Regions from separate parts of the Homo sapiens genome. Here region 2 is linked to region 1. A link is an interaction called in ENCODE POLR2A ChIA-PET data of the cell type or tissue named here. Cell type or tissue: MCF 10A. All regions are shown on one strand. Region 1 overlaps RTN4RL1 (reticulon 4 receptor like 1). Region 2 overlaps SLC43A2 (solute carrier family 43 member 2).

Region 1 (4,000 bases):
TTCCTCGGCCTCAGGGCTCCGGCCAGCCCTTATTCCAGCCTGGTTCTACCAGGGGAAACCAGCTTACATGTCCCAGCCGGGAGGGAGCAGGGTTCCGATCCGGATTGGGTGGAGCCTAAAGGTTTTGTGGACCCCGTTATGAAAACGAGTCATGAGTACGGAGTTAGGTTCAGGACCCGGCGCCGTGGCTCACACCTGTAATCCCAGCACTTTGGGAGGCTGAGGTGGGAGGATTGCTTGAGCCCAGGAGTTCGAGACCATCCTGGACACACTGGGTAAGACCCCGTCTCTACAAAAAAAATAGAAAATGTTAGCCAGGCATGGTGGTGCCTGCCTATGGTCTTAGCTGCTTGGGTAACTGAGGTGGGAGGATCGCTTGAGCTCAGGAGTTTGAGACCATCCTGGACACACCTGGTAAGACCCCGTCTCTACAGAAAAAATAGAAGCTGTTAGCCAGGCGTGGTGCTGTGTGACTATGGTCTCAGCTGCTCGGGTGGCTGAGGTGGGAGGATCGCTTGAGCCTAGGAGGCGAAGGCTGCAGTGAACCTCGTTCCCGAATTAGGTGCAGCGTCTTGGGAAGGGCTTGCGGATGTTTTGTTAGTATCACTGTCAATTGGCCCCCGCTGGTGTCATTACTGGACAAGTATCCTCAGAAGAATGTGAGGTCTCGGCCAGGTGTGGCGGCTCACGCCTGTCATCCCAGCCCTTTGGGAGGCTGAGGCAGGTGGATCACTTGAGGCCAGGGGTTCAAGATCAGACTGTACAACATGGTGAAACCCTGTCTCTACTAAAAACACAAAAATTAGCCGGGTGTGGTGGCGGGTGCCTGTAATCCCAGCTGTAATCCCAGCTACTGTAATCGCTTGAACCTGGGAGGTGGAGGTTGCAGTGAGCCGAGATGGCGCCATTGCACTCCAGCCTGGGTGACAGGGCGAGACTCTGTCTCAGGAAAAAAAAAAAAAAGAAGAAGAAGAAGAATGTGAGGTCTCAGCATAGCTCCACCACCAAATGGCCCCCCAGAGGCACTTGCCCAGTTTGCGGGTTGCTGCCCTGCGGGGTGCCTGAGAGAGAACTGGGGAAAACCCAGCCCTTCAAGGAGCTCACAGCAAAGGGAGCCCAGCCTGTGGCACACAGTGACTGTCAGCCGCTGCCCCTCCCTGAGGTTCGCTTTACCTCCTGCTCAGCCACCCCATTCCTCCTTCCTCTGGGTCAGCAAGTTGTCGAACTTTCCTCACTCCATTTTCAGGGTTACCCAGCAACCTGGAGCTGTCGGGGAGCCTGGCGGTCCACCTCCATGCAGGAGGGGAGGGCTTCCTGCACGGCGTCGAGGGCCCGGTGTTTGTGGAACTGCCCCTTCCCAGAGTTTCTTTTCTTTTCTTTTCTTTTCTTTTCTTTTCTTTTGAGACGGAGTCTCGCTCTGACCCCCAGGCTGGAGTGCAGTGGCGCGATCTCGGCTCACTGCAACCTCCGCTCCCTGGTTCATGCCATTCTCCTGCCTTGGCCCCCCGAGTAGCTGGGACTACAGGCGCCCGCCACCATGCCTGGCTAATTTTTTTTTGTATTTATAGTAGAGATGAGGTTTCACCGTGTTAGCCAGGATGGTCTCGAACTCCTGACCTCGTGGTCCGCCCGCCTCGGTCTCCCAAAGTGCTGGGATTACAGGCGCGAGGCACCTCGCCCGGCTTCCTCTTCTCTTCTCTTCTCTTTTCTTTTTGAGACAAAGTCCTATTCTGTTCACCAGGCTGGAGTGGAGTGGCGTGATCTCAGCTCACTGCAACCTCCGCCTCCTGGGTTTAAGCGATTCTCCTGCCTCATCCTCCTGAATAGCTGGGATTACAGGCACTCTCCACCACGCCCAGCTAATTTTTGTAGTTTTTAGCAGAGATGGGTTTTCACCATGCTGGCCATGCTGGTCTGGAACTCCTGACCTCAGGTGATCCACCCGCCTCGGCCTCCCAAAGTGCTGGGATTACAGGCGTGAGCCACCGTGCCGGCCAGTTTCAATACATAAATACTCACTCTTGTGTTACAGTTGCCTGCCGTGTTCAGCACAGGCACGTGCTGTGCAGGTTTGTAGCCTAGGAGCAGTGGGCTATCCCATATAGCCTAGGTGTGCGGTAGGCTCTAGCATCTAGATTTCTGTAAGTATACTCTATGATGTTTGCACAGTGAAATGGTCTGATGATACATTTCTCAGAACACACCCTGTCATTAAGTGATGCATGACTGTGCTTGTTGGGTACAAGCTGTGTCCCAGACACTGCACTGTGGGTTCTAGAGCTTCCTGGGAGAACAGCAGTCCAGGCTGAGGCACACAGCTCCCAGGGCAGTGTGTACCAGCACGTCAGCCACAGCTCAGGCTGGAGCAGGCTCAGCTGGAAGGAGGCAGTGACTCGTGTGAGGCTGCTCAGGGTGGACCAGGTCAGCCTATCTGCACACGAGGCAGCCACAGGGCATGAGGGAGGGAAGACCTCAGCACAGCCAATCTGCACACGAGGCAGCCGCAGGGCAAAAGGGAGGGAAGGCCCAGCAGTCCCCTTTCCCTAAAGTCTCTGGAAAGCAGAGTTATGCAAAGAAAAAAATACCAAGATGGAGTCAGCTTCATTTCTAGGTTTTTGTTGTTGTTGTTTTTGGAGACAAGGTATCACTCTGTCACCCAGGTTGGAGTTGCAGTAGCACGATCACGGCTCACTGCAGCCTTGACCCCCAGAGCTCAAGTGATCCTCCCTCCTCAGCCTCCCAGGTAGCTGAGACTACAGGTGTGCACTACTATACCCAGATAATTTTAAATTTTTTTGTAGGGACGGAGTCTCCTTATGTTGTCCAGGCTGGTCTTGAACTGGGCTCAAGTGATCCTCCCTCCTCAGCCTCCCAAAGTGCTGCCAATGTCCTAGGCACGAGGCTCCCAGGAAACTGCTGGCCTCTTGCACTGTGACTCCCTGTGGGTCACAAGGGGCTCCTGTGGAGCACTTTACCCCATCAGTGCCTCCTGCCTGATGAGTGTGGCTCCAGGAAGCAGCCAGGGACAGGGGCCAGTTTTGGCCCCCTGGGAAACTCTGCTCCACTTCTTTTTTTTTTTTTTTTTTTTGAGATAGAATCTCACTCTGTGGCCCAGACTGAAGTGCAGTGGTGTGATCTCCGCACACCGCACTGCCACCTCCTGGGTTCAAGTGATTCTCCTGCCTCAGCCTCCTGAGTAGCTGGGATTACAGGCTACACCACCACACTCGGCTGTTTTTGTGTATTTTTAGTAGAGACGGGGTTTCTCCATGTTGGCCAGGCTGGTCTTGAACTCCTGACCTCAGGTGATCCGCCCGCCTCAGCCTCCCAAATGCTCCACTTTGATAAGGATTTAAATAGGTTGCTGAGCGGGCCCATGAATTAATCTCTTGTGTTTGTTTATTTATTTTTACTATAAAAGTAATATATGTCATCTGTGGAAAGTATGAAAAGTACAGAACGCTATAAAGAAGTGGGAGGGAGGCAAATACCCAGGGCAGAGCCAAGCACCACTGTTAGCATGTGAACATGTTTGCTCTCCACCGAATAGCCGAAGCTTTTAAAAAGCCCCATGGAAACATTAGTGTCAAAAGCTGCCTGGGATCCTATGGAATTGGAATTTGTCTTTTTAAGAAAACATATCAGGCCAGGCATGGGGGCTGATGCCTGTAATCTTAGCGGTTTGGGAGGCCGAGGCAGGCAGATCACTTGAGCCCAGGAGTTCCAAACCAGGCTGGGCAACATAGTGAGGTCCTGTCTCTACTAAAAAAAAAAAAAAAAAAAATTAGCTGAGCGTGGTGGCACGAGCTTGTAGTCCCAGCTACTTGGGAGGCTGAGGTGGGAGGATCACCTGAGCCTGGGAGGTCAAGGCTTTGGTGAGCCGTGATTGTGGCACTGCACTCCAGGCTGGGCGACGGAGTGAGGCCCTGTCTCAAACAAAAAAGAAAAGAAAAGAAAAAATATATCTGAGCCAAGTGGATTAGGAGTGCTGGGATTTTAA
Region 2 (4,000 bases), 400 kb after region 1:
CCTGCACGTTCTGTGTCTCCACAGAGGCGAGAAGAAAAAGAAGAAGCGGGACCGGCAGATCCAGAAGATCACTAATGCCATGCGGGCCTTCGCCTTCACCAACCTGCTGCTCGTGGGCTTTGGGGTGACCTGCCTCATTCCCAACCTGCCTCTCCAGGTGGGTGTGGGGAGTGGGAGGGGCAGGTGGGAGGTGGGGCAGTCAGAAGGAACATGTAAAGACTCAAAAGTGTGTAATGTTTCATGGAAGCCATCAACAAAGCGGATGACTTTCTTTATTTTTTTGAGACAGAGTCAAACTCTGTTGCTCAGGCTGGAGTGCAGTGGTGTGATCTCGGCTCACTGCAACCTCAGCCTCCTGGGTTCAAGCGATTCTCCTGCCTCAGCCTCCCGAGTAGCTGGGATTACAGGTGCGCACCATCACGCCCAGCTAATTTTTGTATTTTCAGTAGAGATGGGGTTTTGCCATGTTGGCCAGGCTAGTCTCGAACTCCTGACCTCAGGCGATCCACCCGCCTTGGCCTCCCAAAGTGCTGGGATTTTACAGGTGTGAGGCACCGTGCCCAGCTCAGATGATGACTTTCATTCATTCCACTCAACCGAGCAGCCCACCAGCCCTTTGTTATTTGCGGAGGGCCTGTTCCCTGCCAGGCTCTGTGCTTGCTGCTGCAGGTGAGCTGGACACCTGGATTGTCTTCTGCAAAGGGACTCCTCCCCGGAAGGCATGTCTTGGTTTTGGGGGCGTCTTGCATAACCGTGGATACCACCATCATGCCATTTCCCGGAAGTGTGTGGGGTCGCTGTAGAGTTCCTTGTTTTGTATCGGCTCAAGCAGCTGGAATCTGACGTCCAAAGAGATCTGGCCAATCTGTGGTGTTGGTGGGAGCATCTGCTCCCCTGTCACCAGAGTCTCACGGGGTTTCTACACTGAACAGAGTGGAGGAAGACCTTGATGGTGGCTTCATATCTGGATTCAAAAGCTTCATTCCAGGCCGGTGGCTCATGCCTGTAATCTCAACACTTTGGTAGGTGGAGGCAGGTGGATTGCTTGAGCTCAGGAGTTTGAGACCAGCCTGGGCGACTTGGTGAAACCCTGTCTCTACAGAAAATATAAAAGTTAGCTGGGCATGGTGGCACACTCCTGTAATCCCAGCTACTCGGGAGGCTGAGGCAGGAGAATCATTTGAACCTGGGAGGCGGAGGTTGCAGTGAACTGAGATCGCGCCACTGCACTCCAGCCTGGATGACAGAGTGAGACTCTGTCTCAGAAAAAAAAACCAAAAAAAACCAAAACACTTTGGGAGGCTGAGGCAGGTGGATCACGAGGTCAGGAGTTTGAGACTAGCCTATCCAAAATGGTGAAACCCCGTCTCTACTAAAATTACAAAAATTAGCTGGGCGTGGTGGCACATGCCTGTAATCCCAGCTACTCAGGAGGGCTGAGGCAGGAGAATTGCTTGAATCCGGGTGGCAGAGGTTGCAGTGAGCCGAGATTGCGCCACTGCACTCCAGCCTGGGCGACAGAGTGAGGCTGTGTCTCAAAAAAAAAAAAAAAAACTGAATTTCTTTGCCAAACTTTTGAGGCTTCTGGAACCTGATTTTTGACAGAGATTTTGAGTAAGGTGGCCCTTGTCACCTGCCTGGCTCCACCCACTGGTCTGTGAAAGTGGTCTAGCAGTAGGTTTTGGCCCAATCCCTAAATTTACAAATGGTGGAGGGACGCAAGTGTGGCTTTTCCTTCCAGAGAGGTGTAGCCTGAGTCCAGATGGCATCTTGGGTCAAGTCCAGGAGGGAAGTAAGAGTCCCTCCCTTTTTACAGGAGGCCTTGAGGTACGTTGAACACCCAGGTGTGCCCCACCGTGGGAACTGTTGTGTGTACGTGCCAACACTGGGCGTGCAGAGCGCAGCGGGCCGTGGAACATTTGTGCCGGCCCCAGGGGGTGCTGCATCCCTCCGGCCCTCCCTGGCCTCCTGGGCTGCTTTCTCTGCAAGACTGGCAGACCTTTGCCCTAACCGCCTTGTCCAGTCGAGGGGCAGTGCTCAGTGGGGACAGTCATCTTTTTGTTTTATGTAGGTCTCACTGAAAGAAAAGTTGTAAAAAGGCAACAAGGCATTTGAGGTGGGGAGGCCTGCACAGCGTGCGTGTGTGTGTGTGTGTGTGGGCACTGGGCACAGCCCTCTTTCAACACTGCCAAGAGCAGCCCCTGCCCCCCCACCACCCACATTCCTGGGAACAGGTCCTGGCTGCTGAGCGGGATGGCAGGGCTGTGTACAGAAGACAAGGCGACCACAGGGACCTGGTGGCCAAGAGGATGGCTCTTAAAAAGTGCCTCTCGGAGTTGGCGGAGTCCGCCAGCAGCAGCCTTCCTGGGCAGGGGGCCTCCCACAGACAGCGACAGAACTTTACTAGGACCAGCCTGGGCAATATGGCGACACCCTGTCTCTACTAAAAATAAAAATTAGCCAGGTGTTGTGGAGTGCACCTGTAGTCCCAGCTACTCAGGAGGCTGAGGTGGGAGAATCTCGGCTCACTGCACCCCGGGAAGTTGAGGCTGCAGTGAACTGAGATTGCACCAGTGCACTCCAGCCTGGGCAACCGGAGTGAGACCTTGTCTCAAAAAAAAAAAAAAAAAAATTAGCCGGGCCTGGTGGCACATGCCTGTAATCCCAGCTACTCAGGAGGCTGAGGGAGAACAATCGCTTGAACCCAGGAGACAGAGGTTGCAGTGAGCCGAGACCACACCACTGCACTCCAGCCTGGGGTGTAGAGCGAGACCGTCCCAAAACAAAACCAAACAAAACAGAACAAACCACAAAAAGAAAACAAAACAAAAAGCGAAGAAACACTTCACGAGGGAGGTGAGAGGGCAGCCACCTGCTGGGAGGGCCGGGTGACCAGGCTTGGGAGACCCTGGAGCACAGTCCGAGGTGGGCAAAGGCAGCTCGAGGCCGTGGTCAGCAACCTCTTGCTCAGTGCTGTGCCCATACACGTCTGTCAGCAGGGCCCTGGTTCTAGTGTTTGCCGACTTCCACGGTGCACATGCACTCACCGTGGCTGATTTCCAGCTGCCCATGTGTTGCCACTGACTGTGGAACTGGAGAGTCACAGTGACACGTGGTATTTCTACAGTAGATGTGAAAAGCCTGGCCGGGCACGGTGGCTCACGCCTGTAATCCCAGCACTTTGGGAGGCCAACGCGGGTGGATCACCTGAGGTCAGGAGTTCGAGACCAGCCTAGTGAAACCCCGTCTCTACAAAAAATACAAAAATTAGCCGGGCTTGGTGGCATGCACCTGTAATCCCAGCTACTAGGGAGGCTGAGGCAGGAGAATTGCTTGAATCCAGGAGGCGGAGCTTGCAGTGAGCCGTGCCACTGCATTCCAGCCTGGGCTACACAGCAAGACTCTGTCTCCAAAAAAAAAAAAAGGAAAGCCTGATGCGTGCACAGGCTCTAGTGAACCAAGTAAAATAATTAGGAAGGGATGAGGTTTTCCATGGTTTTGTTCGTTCATTTTGTTTTTTTTTGAGACAGGGTCTCACTCCCATCAGCCAGGCTCGAGTGCAGTGGTGGGATCTTGGCTCACTGCAGCCTTGACTTCCCGAGCTCAGGTGATCCTCCCACCTCAGCCTCCTGAGTAGCTGGGACTACGGGCACGTACCACCAAGCCCAGTTAATTTTTATATTTTTTTGCAGAGATGGGGTCTTGACATGTTGCCCAGGCTGGTCTGGAACTCCTGGGCTCAAGTGATCCTCCCAGGCCTCCCAGAGTGTGGGGATTACAGGTGTGAGCCACTGCACCAGGCCAGGAAGTGATGAGTTTTCAGAGTTTTGAGTATTCATTACCTTTACTTTAATATAATTTATTTATTTAGTCATAAATTTATGTAATTTTTTTTTTTTTGAGACAGAGTCTAGCTCTGTCACCCAGGCTGGAGTGCAGTGGTGCTATCTCGGCTCACCGCAACCTCCGCCTCCCCGGTTCAAGCGATTCTCCTGCCTCA

Evidence for each region. Peaks named below come from ENCODE experiments on the same cell type or tissue, not always from the same donor. Only the 100,000 strongest peaks of a DNase experiment are listed, where the experiment ranks them.
Region 2: POLR2A ChIA-PET joins it to region 1 with 5 read pairs; 4 of 35 experiments call an interaction of 5 or more read pairs at or near these places.

The regions. Positions count from the first base shown.
Region 1 is chr17:1,980,015-1,984,014 of GRCh38, reverse strand. The region is part of intron 1 of RTN4RL1 (reticulon 4 receptor like 1); the gene reads left to right. Among named protein-coding and RNA genes, the nearest start is that of RTN4RL1-AS1, 36 kb to the left of the region's middle. RefSeq lists enhancers at 97-938, 939-1,780. In MCF 10A, no CTCF peak of the experiment used is centred here; a DNase peak (open chromatin) is centred at 2,324.
Region 2 is chr17:1,579,361-1,583,360 of GRCh38, reverse strand. It overlaps SLC43A2 (solute carrier family 43 member 2), which reads left to right. Exons shown (of 14, transcript NM_152346.3): 11 at 25-157. Among named protein-coding and RNA genes, the nearest start is that of PITPNA, 19 kb to the right of the region's middle. In MCF 10A, no CTCF peak of the experiment used is centred here; no DNase peak of the experiment used is centred here.